Regions from separate parts of the Mus musculus genome. Here region 1 is linked to region 2. A link is a contact called in ENCODE POLR2A ChIA-PET data. All regions are on one chromosome and are shown on one strand. The core of a region is the stretch at or near the end of the contact, and the rest is flanking DNA. Distances in the headings are between cores, read along the strand shown. Region 1 holds the start of Taf5 (TATA-box binding protein associated factor 5). Region 2 holds the start of Wbp1l (WW domain binding protein 1 like).

Region 1 (3,243 bases), core at 531-3,030, 470 kb after region 2:
AGCATTGGCTGCTGTTGCAGAGGTCCCGAGTTCAATCTCCAGCAACCACATGATGGCTCACAACCATCTATAATGAGGTCTGGTGCCCCCTTCTGGTGTGCAGGCATACATGCAGGCAGAACATTGTATACATGATAAATAAATCTTAAAAAAAAAATGTCAGAATGAAACAGTAACCTGTGAAATGAAAGGAAATCAGAAGGGCAAGAGCTGGAGAGAAGGAGTGGGCGCCCTTCAAAGACCCAGACTGACGCAGAATCTGAATGATTAAGGACCCTGGGAGCAGGGAGCAGAAAGGAAGAAGACAGAAACAAGATAACAAAAGGGTCTCCTAGGCACCCAGTGACTTTATTTCTTCTGGTGAAACAGGAAACACTGTACTTGAAGTCATTAGCCTCAGCTAAAGCACAACGTGGACGCTGGACTCTCAGAGACCCGCGTAGAGAGGACAAAGGTGGCCATACTTCCCCAAGTCAGACACCTTCTTCCCATCTCCTTCCAAGTAAGGGCTGCTGTTGTAGCCCAGCAGCAGAACACTGCCTAGGATTCAAGAGGCAGGGTGAGGTTCACTTCCTAGTACTGCCCCAAACAACAACAAAATAGTAACAATGGGTAATTAATACACAGTAGAAACATTTTAGTCATAAAAACGTCTATATAAAAACTTTTTAGCTGGACCCCTACACTTGGAAGGTGAAGGCAGGAGGACCAGAAATTCAAGGTCCCCCTTAACTTCACAGCAGGTTCAAGGCCAGCCTGCGTGCATAAGACCCTGCCTTAATCTTTTCTTTAAAAAGGAAAAAAAATTTTTTCCTTAGGACAGAAATGGTTTATTTGGTAACAAGGAATGAGAAGAAATTAACTTTTTTTTCTCTTTAACTTTATAGTTGATTTTGTTGTTGGTTTTGGTTTTGTTGTTCTTGTTCTTGTTGGAGACAAGGTCTCCGGAGACAGTGTAGCCCTGACTGATCTAGAACTTGCTGAGGCGATCCTGTGACCTCTATCTTCGGCTTAAATTTATTTTTAGAAACTACATCCAGCTTAAAGGCTTTTTTAAAAAAAATAAACGATATAACATATACTGTAAAGTTCACAAAGCTAGATTTTTACAGGAATAAAAAGTGAAAAAGAGCCGGGCGTGGTGGCGCACGCCTTTAATCGCAGCACTCAGCGGATTTCTGAGTTCGAGGCCAGCCTGGTCTACAAAGTGAGTTCCAGAACAGCCAGGGCTCTATAGAGAAACCCTGTCTCGAAAAAACAAACCAAACCAAAAAAAAAAAAAAAAAAAGAAAGAAAGAAAAACTGAAAAAGTAACCACTGCTCAGCCCACAGCATCAGAGAGCCTTTCCAGTAACTAGGAGGCCTCTTTCTGATAAATGCTATGTGCTTTTGAATTAAATACCTGGGCGTGAATCGTTTTCTTCGCGTGTGATTTTAGCATGGTATTTAACCTCTTTGGATTCTGGTTAAGCCGTCTGTAAAGACTCCAGGGATTAGCACCTTTAAACTTGTTGAATTAAAAGAGCTCGTATAATATAAAACGGCTATCTCATCGCCTGAATGCAATAAACGGTAATTAGCAGGCAAATGCAATAGAGACTGACGGTAAGCAACTCCCACTTCCTGCCTGCCTTTCGCTCGGTTTTGAAAGTAGCTCTTTCTCGTGCCTTTTCTCCTCGCTAGCTCCTCCCACTGCCGTAAATGGCCTGCCCCGGCTGTCGTGAAACGCCCTACCCCCGCCCTCCATGTGGCGAAAACGCAGTCACGCTTGACGGCGCGAGGTGGCTCAGCCGCAAGATGGCGGCGCTGGCGGAGGAGCAGACGGAGGTGGCGGTCAAGCTAGAGCCTGAGGGACCGCCGACGCTGCTACCTCCGCAGGCTGGCGACGGCGCAGGCGAGGGGAGCGGCGGCACTCCCAACAACGGCCCCAACGGCGGCGGCGGCGGGAATGTGGCAGTGGCAGCGGCGGCCGGCGGGGACGGCGGGACCCCCAAGCCTGGGGTGGCTGTCTCCGCCGCTGCCCCGGCGGGGGCGGCCCCGGTGCCCGCCGCTCCGGCGGAGGCCGGCGCTCCCCACGACCGACAGACCCTCCTGGCCGTGCTGCAATTCCTCCGGCAGAGCAACCTCCGCGAGGCCGAAGAGGCGCTGCGCCGGGAGGCCCGGCTGCTGGAGGAGGCGGTGGCGGGCTCCGGAGCTCCGGGAGAGTTGGACGGGGCCGGCGCGGAGGCGGCCAGCGCGCTTCTCAGCCGGGTCACCGCTTCAGTTCCCGGCTCTGCGGCCCCCGAGCCTCCGGGGACGGGCGCCTCGGTGACCTCGGTGTTCTCGGGTTCAGCCTCAGGTCCTGCGGCTCCGGGAAAGGGTGAGTCTCGGGCTCCCGGGCTGAGGAGCGCCGGCTGGAAGGGGAGCTAGCCGGGAAGGCGAGGGCTGGCGGGCCTGCACCTCTGCGGGCTTGTTTTGAATTTCCTGGGCCCGCCTCTAGGGCCACACGCCCGCCCCTTTCGCTCCTGCGCCGGCTGCGCAGTCAAACCCTCTTCTGAGCTGTCAGTTCCAGCCAGAGGCTGAGCAGCAGGGCTGTGGAGTCGAGGGAGGCGCCAGGGACCGGGGATTGACAGAAGAGGGGAACCTTAGGGGTTTCGGGGTTTCTGCTCTTACTTAGACTTAGGAACCTAGGATTGGGTTCGCGTGAACACGAGTATCGTACTGTCACATTCCCATACTACTATTGTACAGCAGGTACTTTCCGTGTCTTGATTTTTCACAACTGTATAGTTCTCATCTCTCCTTTTGAGACGAGACAACGGACTTTTTGAGCAAAGCCGGAAGGGCTTGCTTTGGATAACACCTCCAGAGTGGAGGTTGTAAGTGTTTCTTAGAATGTGGGCTGAGAACCGCTGGTGTTAAGTGTTTTAGAGGATTTCTGAGCATCACTTAAGGCTTATTAAACTCTGTAAGGGCAGAGTCTGGGAATCTGCCTTGCAGAGCTTTTGAAAACTCTTAAGTCTACGGGCAGGAGTGGGGCAGACCTTTTTGTCTCTGTTGCTTTTTCTTGTGTGATGTCAGTTAAAGGTTTTTTTTTGGGGGGGTTATTTTATTTTATTTTGCCTTTTTACTAAGTAAGTTATTACGAGTCTAAGATGTAATGAGTAATGTGCCTAGTTCTGAAAGTTTAGTTCCTGACTCCAGTTACTGACAACCCATGTCCACGTTTCTCCCAGAAACTTGTCACAAATCCATATCGTAAAA
Region 2 (2,988 bases), core at 146-2,645:
CTATGCACCTCCACACCTAGCCAAATCCAGCCCTTTAAATTGTATGGTTTAGTAACGTTCAGTCCAGTCACAAAGTGCTACAGTTGTCACTACTGTAATCCAGAACACTTTCACTGTCCCTCCTAGAAAGCCAAGGTCGGTTCGGCAGCAGCCACACCCCCACCCGCTGCCAAACCCTTATCCATTTAGTTGAGTTGGCCTGTAAGGTGTTGAACAGCAGTTATAATGAGCAGGAGGGCTTTGCATGGGAACTACTAACACAACTTTGAGGACAGCCTGAGTTACCTAGTTTCTGGCTTGTATGGACAACAGGAAGAGACCCTACATCAAAAACTAGCCAAGTACATCCTGTAACTAATTGAAGTGTAATTTTTTCTTTCTTTTTCCCTCTCTTCCTCCCTCTATCTCTTCCCTTTCTCTGTTCCTTATGGCCCATACCAGGGTCTGAACTCAGGGCCTTGCCCATGCAAGCCATTTACCACAGAGTGATACATCCTCCTGCCCTGTTGGACAAGAATTCTCAAATTGAAGCAGCTACATGGTGATGTGTGGGTTTGTGTGGACTAGTATTGTCCTTGCGGTGTGTGGAGGGGCAAAGGGAAGCCATTTTCATTTAGCCGGAAGATAACATGGATGAAGCAATGATTGGTGGGTCTCAGAGCTATTTCTGAGTAGGGTCTGAAGAGTTTTGTCCTTGAAACTTGGGGGTAGCAGAGCACTATCGCTAAGAGAGGTGCTATTTAATAGGGGACTCAAATGACTCAAAGCTGCTGCTTGGGTAGTGAGCTTGGAAAAAGGATCCTGATAATAGGGCTTCCTGTAATTTAATACAAAAAGCACCAAAGGCTTATAGACTGCAGTTGGAAGCACGCTTTAGAATCATTATATCTCACTACTTTTTTTTCTTTCTTTCTTTTACCTCTACTTATTTTAATACAAAAAGCACCAAAGGCTTATAGACTGCAGTTGGAAGCACGCTTTAGAATCATTATACCTCACCACTTTTTTTTTTCTTTCTTTCTTTTACCTCCACTTAACTGTGGGAACATAACATTTCCGCCACACTCAAAATGACTGAAATACTGTAAACCTTTTCAATGCATCCGGGTGGTCGTGTCCCTAGCTCCTGTTACTTCCGCCACTCTCTGCGGGGCGGGGCGCTCTGCACTTTTCTGCACCTCGCAGCATTCAAGATGGCCCAGCTTCCTCCCACTTTTCATTGGCCAAATCACCTAGCACGAGGGTGGCTGGGACTGGTATTTGACTCACAGTTCTTTTGACCAATGGACAGAAAGTAGGAGCCAATGAGGCGCGGGAGCTGGAGACCCTCCCCTGCATCTGGGCGGGCCCTTTGCCTGGGGCGGGGTGGAGCCGAGCCGGAAGCGGGAGGGCAGAGCGAAACAGGAAAAGAAGGGAAGGAGGAAGCAGAGGGAAGAAGAGAGGGAGGAGGAGGGGTGGCGGCGCCGTGGCGGAGGAGCAGGAGCAGGAGGGGGATGGAGAGGAGAAGGCTCCTGGGTGGCATGGCGCTCCTGCTCCTCCAGGCGCTGCCCAGCCCCCTGTCAGTGAGGGCTGAGCCCCCGCAGGTAAGGGGAGGGCTTCTGGGCTAGCTTGGGGGTCTGGGGCGGTCGAGGCCTGGTTGGAGGGGGGTCTCAAAGAGGTTTGTTTGCAAGGAGTTGAGTGTTTTCGGGAGGGAAGCCCATGGCTAAGGTGGACCAGGTGAAGGGTGGGGGTGTTGATGTTTAGCTGAGGGACACCTGTGACGAGTTGGATGTCAAGAAGGTGGCAGAGGCAATGGTGCCAGGCGACTTGAGGGTCCTTTGAGAGGGTAGTTATGGTAGGTGCTCTGGAGGACTCTTCGCGGAGATCGCCGCACACTGGCGCCCGTGGGCCCTATTTCTGCTCCGCAGTAGAGTCCGGAGCCAGAGACTGTGTGCACACCAGTGTGTGCTGGGATCCCAGGTTACTGCACTGGCCCCAGAGGGAGGAGGGCTCAGCATGGTATTTATTTCAGGCTGGACAAAGGAAAAGTTCTGAGGGCATCCTGACTCTTATTTTTAATGCTGTAAGGCATAGTACGTTGGTGGGCTGTTGCTGGAGGTAAGGTTCTTGGGAGATAGTAGGGATGAAGTAGTAACCCCTCAGGAGGAGGGGCACATTTGAGTGTGAGAAAACCGTGCTGTTAGGCTAGCTGTCCTGGGAAGAAGTCACTAGTGCTGATCCGAGCGAGCCAGCTCAGGGCTTTTGAGCAGAGGGTGGTTCCGATGCCAATATCGGCAGCAAGTGGAGCACCCTAGCTTTTCTTGCTGGGTGGCTTGCTCTTCCTGAGTCCAGGGCCGAGATGCCTGCTTATGCTGATTCTAGCTTGGGCTGGCGTTTCGAAACCCTAATTGAAGCGTTACTCTTGGTGCCAGATTGGGTGGGGTGCTGTAGGGGGAATCACCCCTCCCCTGTTAAATCTGGCAAAGCTTCTATCGTTTCCTTTGGTTTCTCCCCTTTCTTCCCATCATTGTCTGTTTTCCACAGGCACAGGGACAGCCTGTGCAGCTTAGCACGTCACATCACGCTGAAGAGCAGAAATTGTTAGCAGAATTCTTACCTTTCCCCTTAGAGCTCAAGGGCAGCCCTTTCACATACGTATCTTATTTTTCTCCCGAATATCCTCTTCAAGAAACAAAACAAGAAAAACACCCAAAACCCCAAAATAATTGAGTTTTGTTTTGTTTGAGACAGGATCTTGCAATGTAGGTCAGGCAGGGCTTGAACTCTTGATCCTCTGCCGAGCTCTGTGATTTGATAAGATTTTTTTTTTTTCAAGTGAGCTGAAAGTCACAGAACAAAACCAACAGTTCTAAAGTGAATCACTGTGGCGCTCCATGGTTGTGCAACCACCACGGCTATCTACTTCCAAAACAGTTGAATCATCCCCAAGAATGATCCATATTAACCAGTTACTGCCTGTTTCCACCCCTCCCCCACCCCCAGCCCTGG

The links. ChIA-PET counts read pairs that join two places held with the same protein, here RNA polymerase II (POLR2A).
Region 1: POLR2A ChIA-PET joins it to region 2 with 13 read pairs in Patski. The contact joins the promoter of Taf5 here to the promoter of Wbp1l in region 2. POLR2A ChIA-PET finds 5 or more read pairs at or near these places in 2 of 5 experiments (Patski and embryonic stem cell).

Annotation. Positions count from the first base shown.
Region 1 is chr19:47,065,968-47,069,210 of GRCm38, forward strand. It overlaps Taf5 (TATA-box binding protein associated factor 5), which reads left to right and starts at 1,781. Exons shown (of 11, transcript NM_177342.3): 1 at 1,781-2,359. The coding sequence starts at 1,798.
Region 2 is chr19:46,597,711-46,600,698 of GRCm38, forward strand. It overlaps Wbp1l (WW domain binding protein 1 like), which reads left to right and starts at 1,396. Exons shown (of 5, transcript NM_001177812.1): 1 at 1,396-1,583. The coding sequence starts at 1,494.